Regions from separate parts of the Homo sapiens genome. Here region 2 is linked to region 1. A link is a contact called in ENCODE Hi-C or POLR2A ChIA-PET data. All regions are on one chromosome and are shown on one strand. The core of a region is the stretch at or near the end of the contact, and the rest is flanking DNA. Distances in the headings are between cores, read along the strand shown.

Evidence for each region. Hi-C counts contacts between places; a loop is a spot of excess contacts on that map. ChIA-PET counts read pairs that join two places held with the same protein, here RNA polymerase II (POLR2A). Pooled maps may share reads with other maps.
Region 2: a pooled map shows a loop between it and region 1 (4-fold over the local background). The contact joins two enhancer-like sites. A Hi-C loop is called at or near these places in 4 of 37 single-sample maps with no recorded cell type and 10 of 50 pooled maps. POLR2A ChIA-PET finds 5 or more read pairs at or near these places in 1 of 52 experiments (OCI-LY7).

The regions. Positions count from the first base shown.
Region 1 is chr5:143,049,591-143,057,493 of GRCh38, reverse strand. ARHGAP26 (Rho GTPase activating protein 26) reads right to left here. Exons shown (of 23, transcript NM_001135608.3): 15 at 2,968-3,055; 16 at 1,408-1,466. LOC124901097 (a long non-coding RNA gene) reads left to right here. Exons shown (of 2, transcript XR_007058979.1): 1 at 1-442; 2 at 3,381-3,641. Among named protein-coding and RNA genes, the nearest start is that of ARHGAP26-IT1, 140 kb to the left of the region's middle. RefSeq lists enhancers at 3-62, 2,973-3,022. Within about 2 kb of position 2,958, at least 3 of the 41 ENCODE cell types and tissues checked have a DNase peak (open chromatin) inside an H3K27ac peak, as active enhancers do.
Region 2 is chr5:143,345,944-143,353,846 of GRCh38, reverse strand. All of the region lies in intron 2 of NR3C1 (nuclear receptor subfamily 3 group C member 1), which reads left to right. Among named protein-coding and RNA genes, the nearest start is that of NR3C1, 54 kb to the left of the region's middle. RefSeq lists enhancers at 960-1,029, 2,802-2,861, 2,932-3,031, 4,316-4,375. Within about 2 kb of position 2,751, at least 5 of the 41 ENCODE cell types and tissues checked have a DNase peak (open chromatin) inside an H3K27ac peak, as active enhancers do.

The DNA of each region.
Region 1 (7,903 bases), core at 1,709-4,208:
GCCAGCATGACTAGATCTGGAAGTCCTTTTAATGGTGCTTTCTGGAACAGGGTTGCCAAAAAAATTGTCATCAAAAAATCAAAGCCAAGATGATGATGTGATGAAATGGAGCCAGTCAACTGCACACCCAGAGCTGCTCCTGAGAACAAACTCAGGAGTAGCTGGCTCCCTAGAGGGAAGACTTCATTTCAAGGAAGTAAGGAACTTTATGCACTTGTAAAGTGATAAACAAATCTTACATGAACAACATTGCAAGGGTTTCAAATATCAAAATAACACCTTGAGACAGCATCAAAGATATCAAAGGAAATGTCCAGTATCCTCAAGTCACATATGACAACCAGCCTGCTAGAAAGAAAGAAATGGCAGATAAAATATTCAAGTCTTTCTGCCAACTTGTAACCTAAATCATGGCTTGTCACATTCTCTTGGTTGAACCAAGGTAAGTGGCTTTGTTACTCTGGCAAATAGACTGATGGTACTCATCACACCTATTTATAGAACTGATGTGAGGTTTAAGTAGAGAATGGTTGCTATGGGTTTGTAATTTCTCTAGAAAGAAATGACATAAACACCATCTTCGCTCCTGGCTTTCTCCTTCCTGTTTTAAGGGGACAACTATGAGTAGATAAGGACACCAGAACATTAGGTACTACTAAATTAGGCCAGTAGTAGCTACCAGAGTAAATAAATTCTAAAGGCTGAAAGGAACCCGGGAGAGACACAAGTTATCGACATAATAATACTGTGAAGATTCATGCTGGATTTAAATCTGATAGAGAATCTTTCTGCCCCTTTACAAGAGGCCTGACCCATGTAGCCAGAGATTCCAGTATACTTAGAGTAGCTTGCACCTAATCCCTATGTATTTTAATACCAGTAATATGACACCAGGACCTGGATGATGTAGTTGAAGAATGATCAGAAGCTGTAAATGGAAGACATAATGGAAAAGAGGACTGTGAAGTTATATAAATGGTGTCATATTCAGGGAAACATTTCCAATGCTCAATTTAGGTAATGTGCAATGTCTGATTCATTCTGCAAAATGCTACTCAAAGGCTGGAAAAAACCTAAGAAGTTAGAACTCCAATAATCAAAACTAGAAAGGCAAACTTGTTTTTCTCTATCCCTCCAACATCCTCCTCCCCTCAAAAAAAAAAAAAAAAAAAAAAAAGACTTCTGAAGTTTCTGTCCTCTGCTGTAAATTCAATGTGGTAGAAAGGCCCTTAGCAATCCCTATTTGTTTCCTTTTTATTCCGTGTTAGAATCTCATGAGTATGTTATGTGGCCAGTTTATGTGCAGAATACGAAGGGTTAGGTAATATTTATTTTGGGATACTGACTCTTCTTTGAAATAGAAAAATCTATTCTCTTCCCCTTAAAACTGAGACAAAAAAGACTTACTTGCTGCTTTGATGAAACTTCTTTGAAACTGGTACATCATGAGTGGTCCTGGAAGCATTCTGGAGGAAAAGGAGATAGGCTAGTCAGCTTAATAATAAGAATAATCATATTCTCTCTAAATAGCAGCCTAGAGACTGACAAACTGTAATACATTTCTCGAAGACAAAGATCACAGGGAAACAATAACAATGTAGTTTCCCTATTGCAAGCGTTCTGAGATTTCACCCAAAATGTTTATTCTCTCTCTTTCTTAAATGAATAGACACAACTATGTTTCATTGTCAACACTAAAATAGTGCTAATGCAAGAGTCTAACACAAACTAAGAGATTTCCTTTTCAGTCAGTGACTCATCTATCAACAACAGCATTTTAAGATGTGTCTGAGAAACAGGCAACTAACTACATATTTGCAAGTCTTGATCTTCCCAGCGGCTTGTTGTTAGAATCAATTCATCTAGAAACACTATAAAAGATTTTTGTAGGTGTTGTGGTGGTGAATTCACTATGGAGTATTGCTCCAGAATGCTAGAACCCCTAACATTAGGTATGATATAAACAAATTTTACCTGCTGGGGTATGAGTATGTTTAACCATAAACTTGAGGGTTTTTTCCTGATAGTTCAAATAAGAAACTTCTCAATAGGACTATACATTATTCTTGGCTCAGATTTTATTCTCATTGGGTCCCTTAATTCGACTCCTAGTTTTAGTTAACACTTACATTATATCTTACTCTTGACTCTAATTACCCAATAGCCAATAAAATCTACATCAGCAATTCCTTTTCTGTGGCCTCCTTCCTTTGCTTTCCAGCCAATTCCATCTTCAAAAAATCTGCACAGAGACTTATGCTATTTCTGATGACCATTCCCCTCTCCTTTTAAGACTAGGTCCCACCTTTTTTGGTAAGAACTATGGTATTCCTGTCCTTCAAGTCCAGCATAAATATTTTGGTCTATTCATGAAACTAAGATGCAGGCAGCTGGTCAATAACCCAACCTTTAATAATGAAAGGAGGCATAGAGAGGGTACAGTAGTATCATATATAAATGATACAAGGAAAATAGTCTCTGCAGAGAAATAATATTGTCCAGTGTAAGGGAAGGAGTCAAAAAGGAGTTCCATTAAGTTCTCATTTTTAAGAACCATTGTCAGCAATGTACTCTGTGTAAAGTATGAAACTATCAAAATACATGAGGTATGTAATCATGCATTCTTAACAGAAGATGATTCATGATTCCTTGTGTTCTTAACAGATTATTCAGGGACTTCGGGGAAGACCCCATTTTAGGTTCTGTTCATGGCTAATTATCACAATACTTCTCATATAGAACAAAGTTTCCTAAATCACTCAGGGTGTCACTGCACAAAGGCAACCCATCAACTATGGATGATTTACGATTGGTTTGACCAGCTGAGCTAAACGCACCCACACAGAAGCTGTTTCCACATCTCAAACACCCACCCGACAGCTCTCCGGAGTCTGAAAATAAAACTGCTTTCTTCCTGATTGCATGATAACTAGCTGGCACTCTGCCTTGCAAATGGAAAGTCCCTACCTTAGGTAGGTCTTCAGAGCACTAGTGATGGTCTTTATCTCCCATTCAGCACAGATATCTGTTTCTGTCTCAGAAGCAGTCTTGGGGTCTAAAATGAAGAAAAGACAATACATAAAGCACAGCATAAAATGGAACTAATAAATAAGCACACATAAAGGCATCCAATCTTGCTAGTAACTAGAGAAATGCAAAGTAAAACAAAAATGACAAGTATTTTTTTTACCTATTAAATTAGGAAAATGTCTAAAAATTCCAATATCTCTTGCTGGCAAGAATGCAGTGAAACTGATCCTCTCCTATCCTGCTGGCAGCAGGAGAGACAAATGCAAGAGTTTTGAGAAGCAATTTGGTAATATGTATCAAAGTCTTAAAAACGTTTATACCCTTTGAACCAGTAATCTCATTTCTCACAGTCTATCCTCAGAAAATAAGATAAGGCACGAGAAAAGTTACAGACCCCAGAAACGTTCAGCACACACTCTTCTTTGCAAAAGCAGAAAAAACAACAAAAAAAGGAGACAACCTAAATGTCCAACGATAGAAGAATGATTAAGTGAATTACCGTATGTCTACCTGATGGAATATTACCTCGCCGATTTATATGACAACGATGACTGTAAAGCAACATGGAAAATGCCTGCATTATATAATGTCAAATAAAAAAAAACAAGATATGTCTATGAGAAACTTTTTCTATGAACTTTTTATATGAACAAGGCTGAAAGGAAATACTCTAAATTAGTGGTTGGGTTAAAGTGGTGGACTGTGGTATGATTTTATTCCATTACTTTTGTATTTTTAAAAAAATTGCTTTAAGCTCAAATGTGCAATGAGAACCACCATATCAGCTCTGACAATTTCTTTTGTCTCTTCTTGCATGGACTTTTAAACAAATCAGTATATTTTAAACAAGCATGTATGATAAAAGAACAGGAGAGATAATTCTTATAATCTTCCTGAGTAGCACACAAGGAGGTGAGAAGAAGAGGCAGAGGTTGGGGAGTGTAATTGCTTCACAGATCCCCATCCTGTCCCTGGTGAGGCAGGCCAGGTCATACACATACTGGTGGGAGGGTCACAGAGTCTTTTTCAGTGCACAGGAGGGAGAATCCAGCTCCCTCATACTGGCTAAAGACTAGTTCTTTGCCACCAGCTCCCAGTCCTTTTTTTTTCTGCATAGCACCTCATTTTGAGTTGGAGAGCAACCCTTTTCTTACTTTTTCCAGGGGTGGAGAATGAGATTCAGGACAGACTGGCCAAAAGTATATCAACTCTCTGGACTCAGTGCCTGGATGAGGGATGGCCCAAGACCTAAGCCTGCCCAATCAGAGTAACTCTCCAGGACTCACGAACAGATATTTGCTGTTTGCTGGGCTTGCACTAGGAGGTTATGTAACTGCCAGGTGCCACCACACAGAGCCTGAAAGTCCGACAACCCAGAGACAAGATAAGCAGAAATGGTGGATCCTGAACCCTTGTATTTGCCTCTCCTTCTTATCATATGAGCCAGTAAATTCCTTTTTCCCCTTAAGCCAGGTGAGGTCAGGATTTCCGTCTTTTTACAATGCAAAGAGATCTAAATGATGCACCAGGTAAAGGGAGGCAGCCACCAGACTGCATCTTTCTGAAGAGTCTCCAAGAATAATTCTGGGACATCAATGAAGAAAGCTGTTCCTCCTGCAGGACCAACAGCCTTTCAGCTGGAAAAAAAATAAGTCAGAGGTGGGCAGAAGACATTTTCTATTTCCTGGGAAAGAAACCACTTTCATCCAAATAGAAAGAGGCCAAATACTCATGAATGGCTTCAGGATTTAGCCTATCATCACCAGGTAGGGGCACAAATCCAGCTGGTATCTACTGCTCTCCGTGTGTTCCCCTGACACATACTGGGTTATGAGAGAGGAAAGGGTCCCCAGCTCAGAAACATGTGGCTCTCAAAGGCACAGTACCTGTATGATGTTTGCAGGTGACACTGAGCAATAAAATGAAGTCTTTCCTGTCACATGAAACAAACAAGGAAAAACCTAAAGAGCATAATTTTTTTTTCTTTTTTTTTTTCAGACAGAGTCTCACTCTGTCACCAGGCTGGAGTGCAGTGGCGCAGTCTTGGCTCACTGCAACCTCCACCTCCTGGGTTCAAGCGATTCTCCTGCCTCAGCCTCCCAAGTAGCTGGGATTACAGGCATGTGCCACCATGCCCAGCTAATTTTTGTATTTTTAGTAGAAATGGGGTTTCACCATATTGGCCAGGCTGGTCTTGAACTCCTGACCTCGAGATCCGCCCGCCTCGGCCTCCTAAAGTGCTGGGATTACAGGCATGAGCCACCGCGCCTGGCCCAAGAGCATAATTTTATTTCTGGGGCTACAGAACAGTAAATTCCATAGAGTTCTATCACAGCAAATTTCTGAAAAGTTCACAAAATGTGATTTTCCCAGTATCCAAAATGTCTGCCACTTTAATTTGTGTCTTTGCCATCTTGCACTCCCTGAATGGCTTTTTCCTGCAGAAGAGTATGTATCAAAAACCTCTGCTTTGCATGACCTCTTTCCCTCCCCATCCTAAGACACGTGGAGAGCTGCCATCCTGCATGGTTCCTGGATGTGAGACAAATGTTACTGTACATTTTTCTAAAGAAGAAACCAACTTCTACCCAAGAAGAGTGAACATGAAACTGAACAAGCAGCAGTTGGCAAGTCTGGGAGTTGTGAACTGTTGCATGAACCACATTTAGCAAACTAATGATTAGCTTCCACTTATTCGGGCTCTGTAACCATAGGAATATTGCGTAACATTAGAGAGGAGAGTCAAATTACAGCCCGGCTAAAGGGCTTTTTATAGCACTGATGAGGCAAGGCTCATAACTTGAGCACATCCATTTTAATTCATTTAAAATCCAAGCTAAGTTGAATACAGCCTCCCAAGCTACACCATTTTCAGAAAGTGCTGCTGATTTCCACACCTCCCTCCTGATGCTCCCCTCACTTACAAAAGCTTCCTGATGGCATCTGAATATGCCACAGAGACGTCATTTACACTCTTCTTTAGAACTCAGTACACTTCTCTCCACCATGTCCCTTGACCACTGCTGCTTAGTAAAACAGATCTAAACTAGAGGAGCAATCCAATGTACAAAAGGCATCATGTGGGGAAAGCAGAATGAATGTTATTTCCTCCTGAACCTACTATCACATGAATTCAGAAAATCAGAAGACACAGACTGGAAGCAGTGGTTATAAGCGGAGAACGTCTTAGAAATGTCACACTTGGATCAGTCCCAAGGGCCATCTAGTCTATTACTGTGTTGCAGACAAAATGAAGGATATTTTGGAGGAAATTATTAGGAAAGTTACCTATGTACTCTTGAATTTCCTAATAACACATTATAGTGTATGCAAATTAATCTTTTTCTCTCTTTAAGTGAGAAAGTAATACACGCACATGTTAAGAATTCAAAGAAAAAAAAACAGATATACATGAAAAGGTAGAGGCAACTGCTAATGCCAGCTTTTTATGTGCATTTCCTATCTCTAACAGTCCCTTCTGTTTTGAGATCCAAAAGCTCTTACTGGCTCAAGACCCAGTCTTAGGAGAGCCTGCCTGAAGCATCCCAACAGGCAAAGGTGATGGTGGCTGGAGCAGAGGAGGTGAGCTTCCATCTCTGTGTTTCTTCTTTGGGGACTCAGGATTGTGATTAGTAGCCGTATTGCTAGCTCCCAGAATGATCAATCCTCTATCCAAGTAGTCTATCATCTTCTGGTCCTGTCATCTTTTGTCTGCTACCCTTCACTGGTAGACAAAATTGGACATTTGCTCTTCTCATGGTTCCCCTACTCCAGTAGGCTCCAGTCTTCAAAGTCTGGGCTGTTTCCACTTAATCCTATGTAAGCCTTTAGGTCTTAGAAATCATCATAAAGCATTTTGATTTCTTCAGAAAGAAGTCATTGATTGCTTTTATTTATGCCACTCTGTGAAAAGGTATGGGAAATAAGGGGCATAAAAAAAGAAATGCAGACATTCAAGGTCCCAGAGTAAGGAAGGATAGTTCATGGCTGGATCGGCGGTAAGTGGGTGAAGCATGCTACTATAATTCCGTGCTTTACAGCACTGCTGTATAATACCTTCATTGTGTTCTCTGTTTTACTAAGTTTGCTTTAAATGTGGTTTAAAAAAAAAAAAAGAAGAAGAAGAACAAAAAAGGTTACAGGACGAGAAAAACAGTGATGCTGAATTTGCAGTCCTTTATCATCATGGTAAAAACACACAAAAAAGGGACACAAATTTTTAACAGCACAGAAAATTAGGCTCTCAGTCAACATTCTCCTGCCACCAGGATATCCACTAGGCAAAGCTTAGATGAAGGCCTGAGGAAAATCCAGCTGGGGAAACAATGTGATAGGTGGTGGCCCTCTGCCCACCAACAACATAGCCCAAGCCACCCAGGGGTGTGGGGGAAAGGCCATGCTGCAACCCCCCAACCCCACTCCAGCAAACACACTTTTGGGGGCTACTTTCTGGGGCACCCAGAGCTGTCATAAGATTATAATCCAGGCAATGAAATCAGACTACAGAGCAGAAGTGGAGGGGGGTCCTCTTATATCAAGGCAAGTGAATCAGAAGGAGAGCCGTAGAAGAAACATGAGAGTCATAAGGGAAGAACCACAGCATGCTTCAGATTATCCAGGAGTAAATCCGGCTTCTCCCAGGACCATGACCAAATACCAAAACCAGGAAAAATCAATGCAGGCTTATAGGTTCACTAAATGAAAGCTTTAAGAATACCAGAAAGTTGGCTCAAATTATGTACAATACCCCTCCAATCATCAGGTAAGATAATGATTCTAACAGGAATCAGGAAAATAGCAGAACAAGGAGAATCTATCCACAGTGAGCTTAAAAGCAAAGGTTTGATTAAACAGAAGATAAAAAATCCTATAA
Region 2 (7,903 bases), core at 1,502-4,001, 300 kb before region 1:
GGGCTAATGTAGTTGGTGACTTTAAGTTGAAGCCAGGTCTCATTTACCACTCCAAAAATCCGAAGACCCTTAAGACTTATGCTTAATCTACTCTGCTTGTACTCTAGAAATGAAACAACAAAGCCTGGATGACAGCACATCTGTTTATAGTATGCTTCACTGAATATTTTAAGGCCACTGTAAAGACCTGTTCAACTGCTCAGAAAAAAATGATTACTTTCAAAATATTGCTGTTCATTGACAGTGCACCTGGGCTCACCCAAGAGCTCTAATGGAATTGTACAACAAGATGGATGTTGTTCTCATGCCTGCCAACACATCATCCATTTGTAGCCCATGAATCAGGGAGTGATTTCAAGTTTCAAATCAGTACATTTTGTAAGGCTATAGCTGCTATAGACAGTGATTGCTCTGGTGGACCTGGGCAAAGTAAATCAAAAACCTTCTGAAAAGGATTGGCCATTCTAGATGCTATTAAGAATTTGTGATTCGCAGGAGGAGGTCAAAGGATCAACATTAGTAGCAGTTTGAAAGAAGTTGATTCCAACAGTTATAGATGAATTTGAGGGGTTCAACACTTCAGTTTAGGAAGTCACTGCAGATGTGGTAGAAACAGCAAGAGAACTAGAATTAGAAGTGGAGCCCGAAAATGTGACGGAATTGCTGCAATCTCATGAGAAAACGTGAATGGATGAGGAGTTGCTTCTTATGGACAAATGAGCAAATAAATTTTTTTCTTGAGATGGAATCTACTCCTGGTGAAGATTCTGTGAACCTTGTTGAAATAACAACAAAGGATTTAGAGTATTACATAAACTTAATTGGTAAAGCAGCAGCATGGTTTGAGTGGATTCATTCCAGTTTTGAAAGAGTTTCTACTGTGGGTAAAATGCTATCAAACAGCATCTCGTGCTACAAAGAAATCTTTTATGAAAAGAAAAGTGAAACTTCATTGTTGTCTACTTTAAGAAATTGCCACAGCCACCCCACCTTCAGCAACCACCTCTCTGATCAGTCAGCAGGCATCAACACTGAAGCAAGACCCTCCACAAGGAAAAAGATTACAACTCACTGAAAGTTCAAATGATTGTTAGCATTTTTAAGCAATATTTTAAGATTAAGGTAAATACATTTTTAAAGACACAATGCTATTGCACACTTAATAGACTACAGTATAGTATAAATATAACTTTTATATGTAGTGGGAAACCAAAAAATTCGTCTGACTTGCTTTGTTGCAATATTCACTTTATTGTGGTCTAGAACCGAACCTGAAATATCTCAGAGGTATGCCTGTATTAATATTATTTTGCAAGTAAAAAACCCAGCATATAAAAAAAACGTAGAATATGTTGAGAGTTCAGTAATATGGATGAAAATGTTTTTCTCTAACTGAAGAACATGATAAATTATAATTAGGGAAGGATATAAACCAAGAAAATATGTCTGAGATAGCCAATTCTTGCAGTTCATAATATGAAAACTCATTATACCAATCTCAGTAAGAATACTTTTAATAGCTGTTATTTCTTTGGGATATAGAATTTATAAAGTACACAGTAATCTTCTTATGATCAATCCTAGGATCACTTTACAACCACTTACCCCATATTACAATGTAGTACCAAGACAAGCAGACCAAATTATAGAAGGACAAAGTTTTTGCTAAGCATATTTTGTCATCAGCATACCGCATTGTGTGTGCATGCATGTGTGTGTTTGTGCATGTGTGTGATTGTATAAAATATTAGAAAGCCACCCCAGAAAAGTTAAATGACTAGGAATGTTGTGAAGGGATTAAGCTACCCCTAAAATTATATAACAAAACTCTCTTCATCTATTATTAGGTCATCTTTAGAACATCTTCTCTTAAATTTGTTATAGGTCTCTCTCATCTGTTTGGATTAAAATTGGTCTGAAAGCCTAAAATGGCTTTTTACCTATATAATTATTTCCCAACTAGCTTGTAGTATAGGTGCAAAGCTATCACACTTGCTAGGTTAGTGAAGTATGTAAAAACTACCATCTTTCAATTAGGAACCATCGGATAGCTTCTACAGGATTGCTGGGGAGAACCTTTATAAAGAAAGTTATATCTTTATAAATTTTTTGTCATTTTACTTAGCTGAGAATATAAAATAAGTTAGCTAATAATAGAGTAGAAATGTTTTCTGTAACAGATTAATATTGATCAAATGTGTTATTAAATGCTAAAACACCATTTTTTTTCTCTGTAAGCCATGTGTTTCATGCCACAACACAAAAGGGACAATTGTCTGTGTTTTATGACAGTTCTGTTCTGTCAGATGCTGTTTGTTCATTTTGGTGAATAAATGAAGAGAGCCCTGGACACATCTTTTTTTCCTCAACAAAAGAGGAAAATTATTCTTGTCTGTATGTCTATAATCCTGACTCTTTGAATGGCTTTAATTTTTTTAAAGTCAGCATTTTTTTATAAAGATAGGTGTTTGGAATGTGGGCGATATGGCTGGACAGTTAGATTGGGACCAAATAATGGAAGGCTTTGAACATCATGCTAAGAGGTTTGGGTTTTACTCTGAAGGCAGTAGAGAACCATTATGTTTTTAAGCCAGGATTGACTTGTTCTAAGCTGTACCTTAGAAATATTACTCTGGCAGTTGTACATAGGATGAGCTGTATGTTGCTTTGTTTTGTTTGGGGAGACAGTTCTCGAAGAGAGACTACATACGAAGGCAGTTATATGAGTCATTACTAAAGGTCTGGCAAGAAGTAGTAAAAGCATTAACTGGAGTGGTAGCAGTAGGGAAGGAAATAAAAGGATAGATGTGGGAGTCATTTGGAAAGTATGAGGCAATTCATTGACCTTACAGAATCACTGGTTTTCTGCTTCCACTCCATTCACATTGACCTTTCCAAGGTTATCAGTGACCTGCTTGTCCTTAAATTCAGTGGGCACTTTCCAGTAACCTACTGTTGGCACCAGCCCTGTGCTAGACACCAGGATCCTGTTTGTAAAGGCATCTGCCAGTGGTTTCTGTGACACAATTCTGTTTCTAGTTTTCCTCCTTCTACTTCTCTAGCCTCTTGGCAAGTTCTTCTTTCAGAGTTTCTCAGAGCTTTGTGCTAGGCCCTCTTCTCATTTTCTCCTTCTCTAAGTGATCCCATCCTTTTCTGTTGCTTCAGTTACCATTTGTCCTTATGCAAAGGACAGCCATATCTACTGTATCTCCAGCTCAGATGTATCTCTTTGCCTCCTGACCCATATTTCCAACTATCTAACTGGGTATCTTTTCTTGGATGAGTTATAGGTCTCTCAAACACAACATGTCCAGAATAATTCATTGACTTATTCTAAGGCCTGCTTCCTCTTTCTCCTGTAGTCCCTATCTCAGGAAATATATGGTGCTATCAACCCCAAAGCAGAAATCTGGACATAATCCCTAACTACCCTTTTCCCCTCTCTGTGCACATAATTTCAGTCATTAGGCCTCATAGATTGGACTAAATAAATACCTCGCAAACCCTTCTACTTATATTCTTAACTGCTCCTACCTTAAGCCAGGCTACCATAATTTTGTAGCTGGATGACTGCATCATCATCTTGACTGGCTCCCTTGTCATCTTCAATCTATATTCTATACTGCAGCTAGAGCTTTCAAACATAAACATGTGATCAGATTAGTCCCCTCTTTAGAACACCCTAGGGTTCTCACTGTCCTGAGTACAGTCTAAGGGTTTACCATGGCTTACAGGGTCTTTTATGATTTGGTGAGCTTTTTATTGTATAACCTTTCTAAACTGCCTTTACTTCCCTCTTTCTTGGCTCTGTGTCTTTGCATAATGCTGTTCCCTATACTTCACCTCACGTCTAACCTTCATCTCCTTTTCACTTCTCCTCTTCCTCCAAAATCCAGCTGAATATCACATTGTCATGCAGGCCCATTCTTGATCTCCCACGTTTGGGTTAGATATCCCTCTTCAGTACCATCACCGCACCAGGTGTGTCCCCTATCCTAGCATTTGCCTCATTGTATTACAACTACTGTGTACTCGTCTCTACAGCTCCTGCTAGTCTAAAAGTTTTGGGAGAGCAAAGGTTCATGTTTGTGTTTTTCACTGTGGTATACCCCAGTGCCTAGTATATGATAAGCTCTCAAAATATTTGTTAGATGTATGAAGAAATGAGAAAGAGAACAGGAAGAGGGTAAGTTTCAAGACTAGGAAACAAGGCTATGAAAGCTGCAGGAAAGCAGCAGGTTAAAACCTAGAAGAAGAGTTTGTTTTAGGAAATACTGTGTTTTAAACCACTATAACTGAAGCAAAAACCCAAGGCCTGGGTGTGGATAGAGTCCACTATCTGATAACAGTGGATACTGATGCATGGCAGAGTTGGAGAGGAAGAGAGCCAGATTCCAAAACAGAAGGGGTAAAGTCTTCTAAGAAGATAGATTATAGTAAGAAGGATTAGGGGATAGAAATATGAGCCTGTTCCACTCATAGATCTCAAACATGAAATGATGAGTCATCATGAAGAGAGTAGGCAATTGTCCAGTGAAGAAGGGGATGCTAACCCTTCTTAACCTTGAATCTCTCAGGTAGAAGCAGTTAGAGAAGGAACAGCCATCATCAGATAGTGTTGTAAGGAAAATGATATCCTTGGGGAAACCTGCATTTTGGTAAAGCAAAGCAACTAAGAAAGAATATACTACCACTGTTTAACAATCGCCACAAAAAGACAGTAGGATCATCTTTGACCCCCCTCATCCTTTCTCAGGAACTTGGAGGACTAAGAAGAGAGAAATCTGTAGAAGAGGCTTCTCTCTCTGATCCTCCCTCCACTTCAGTTTTACCACATGTAATGCAACAATAATTAAGAATTTGTGTAAAATTTCACCAGGTTGGCATGCATGGAGAGAAAAATTATTCAGATGTTTTCCTTTGTCAATAATACAAGGAGCATTTGTAGGGAAAAATATTTACAAATACAGTAAGACCTATTCTCTTTCTATATTTATGGGAAAATTTTAAGTTGTGCCCTTGTTTCATGTGTGTTTCTATTTAAAGATACCATACTTAATATATATTGTTGATTCATTAACATTGAACTCATGGCTAACAGCACTATAAATCATGTCTGATCAAAACTTATGATACATGTACTTTCTTCGTAAGGTACATCATAGTCTTCTCGTACATGGGAACTCTAGGTAGTACTTCAGGACTATGCATAGAGGCCATTTTAAACAGCAAAATTCCCAACAAAAAGCACAAAACTCAAAAAATGTGCCACTAAATTTACCATGAAAAGGACACTTGTTTACAGTTTGAGAGCTAAAACAAGAAGGTGGCGTGTCACTTCGTTTGACTTCAGCTGGGAACATGCATATCAGTCGACTCAAATTTTTTGCTATTCTGTGCTTATCCACGAATCGATAGGAAAGCAAGTGTGGATTTGGGGGTTACAAATAAAATGTAGCAAATGTGTAAACTTGCAGATGTGGAATCTACAAGTAGTTAGAATCAACTATGTTAGTCTGATCATTAAATCAGTTTTTTAAAGTACTATTGTAACACCTTATAACCTGCCCCATTCACTGAGTGTTGTAGTTTATAGTTTCATTGGGCATTTTCAGTAGTTTTATCTGAAGTCACATTTCAAATTTTGTAATTGAAGCTCCAAAGTATGCTACCGGAAACACGAGCTGATGCTGTGAGACAAAATCAACAGGTAATCCACCATCACAACTGTGGGCTAGAATGCTCAAGAAACCTTGGAGGCCCAGAGAGCTGAGATGAATACTGAAGAATCATAGGCAGGTTTACTCTGTCAAGCTGCCTGTATTTTGAGGGTGTAGTCCTCAAACCAAAAAGACACCAAATGAACAAACTCAGATGGCCTCACTGGGGAACAGAGATTGAAAGCTGACACTGGAATGTGTACTTAAAAAAATGAGAGCCCGTTTTGGAAAGGCAGACTGGGCACAGAATGTGGAGAGCTATATTTGCTAACTGAAGAAATTTAGACTTTATCCTCTACAAAACAAAGCTATTGGTTTTTGAAGGTTGCATAAAAGCTGCATTTTAGCAGCATATATTTTGGTAGAGCTGTTACCTGCCTGAAAACATCAATGTCATTTCACACAAATGATACTTATCCCTTGGTGTTTGATCTAAATTTCTACAATGAGAATGTGATTTTATAGTCTTTACTGGGGAAGGAAGTAGGTTTTTCAGGCCGAAATTCTTGTGTAGCAAAAATTAACACTTAAGTTAGCCCTTGGCAATCTCCAGTTCTATAATGGTAAAATGGATTTCCCAGAAAGTCACTCTCTATCCCTTTGAATAGACATTAGAAATAACATGTACTTTAAGTGGGATTTACAGAGGAAGGGGGCCTTTAATTCTTTACTAGTGTGATGCCCTGTAAAAAAATAACTAACATTAGAGTTGAGGCCTAGAAATAGCAGCACTGGGTTAAAGTCTGTTTTCAAGTGCAAGTTTTTCTTTTTATTCGTGTGTGTGTGTGTCTGTGTGTGTTTCACATAGAAGGAGGAAATGCCAATTTCAGTTCTTACAAATATTAATGACTGCAACTTATAAAAATGTTACAGACTATATTCTTCCCTTTTGTAACAGATGAGAAGATTTTGAAATTTAGTCTCTACTTTTTAGTTTGGTAAGACAATTTGAATAAACTGCAATAATTGCAAAAGAATTCTGAATATTTGAACATTTGACATTTTCTATGTCAAATATACATTTCTTGTACTATATAAACATTCTAGAAAAGAGAGACAGGCAGGGAGGAAAGTGCTCATTAAAAAGAGCTTCACCCTCTCTGAAAAGGGATTTCCTTTACAGTGCTGTGTACTAAAGCCTGTGTTGTAAATCAGAAAGCACTGAGCACACATGTTGCTGCTTTGGTAGCATCAGAAGTCGATTTTCATTAGCCTTATACCATTCACTATTTCTGCCAAGCAATCTTAAATTATAAAAGAATCTTATTTGATTTTGTGATTCTCTTGTTTTCTGCTCATAAAGAAAATATCCTAAATTGAACAATGGCATGCTACGTTTTTAGTTTTTAAGACAGCTAATGTGTAAAAAGACATTTAAAGTATAGTTGTGTTAAGTTTTTGAAGTTTACAGTTGTTTCAATTTTGCTGCTATACTTTGTTAACATATTTTAGGAATATTTCATTTTAGTCACAACTAGGATATAAACATTATTTTGGTGGCGATCTCCTTGTAATCACGACGTCAACCAAATTTGGGAAATTTTGATTTGTTAGATTTATAAATTTTACAGTAACACAAAAGTCTAATTTCCTATATATTTTCAAGGCCCCTATACCTTTGTCAAAATAAAGTATCAATGAAAAATGAAAAAATCATAAACTATGTTCAGGCCAAACTGATACTGACTTTGTTAAAAGGCTAGATAGAAATCTGTTTTCCTCTTCTGTTACATCTCCTCTTCTGGAGACCACTCTGTGTGGACTGAAGGTTTGAGATCCTAGGACCTAGGCTAGAACAGATTAGGAGATTGTGCTGTATGTTAAGTGGCAGATACCATGGAATTCTAAGCCTGTTACGAAGGAGGAGAAGAAGAGGCACAATGACCCTGACACAGCCCCTGGGTTGACCACAGCAGATATCTCACTTGAGCAAGTAGATATCATCTCAATTGCTTGCTGATTATCTCTAACTTGTCAGTAACTTACTTTGATAACCTAGATTTAGGAGTCTGACAGCATGCAGTGTATGCCTCATAATAATCTGCTGTTTATGAAAGTCATAACATTGTATGTTTAGCATAATGGTGAAGAGCCTGCCATCTGGAATGGTCTACTTATTTGGGATCCACATACAGTAAGCTCTCACTTAACATCATCAGTAGGTTCTTGGAAACTGTGACCTT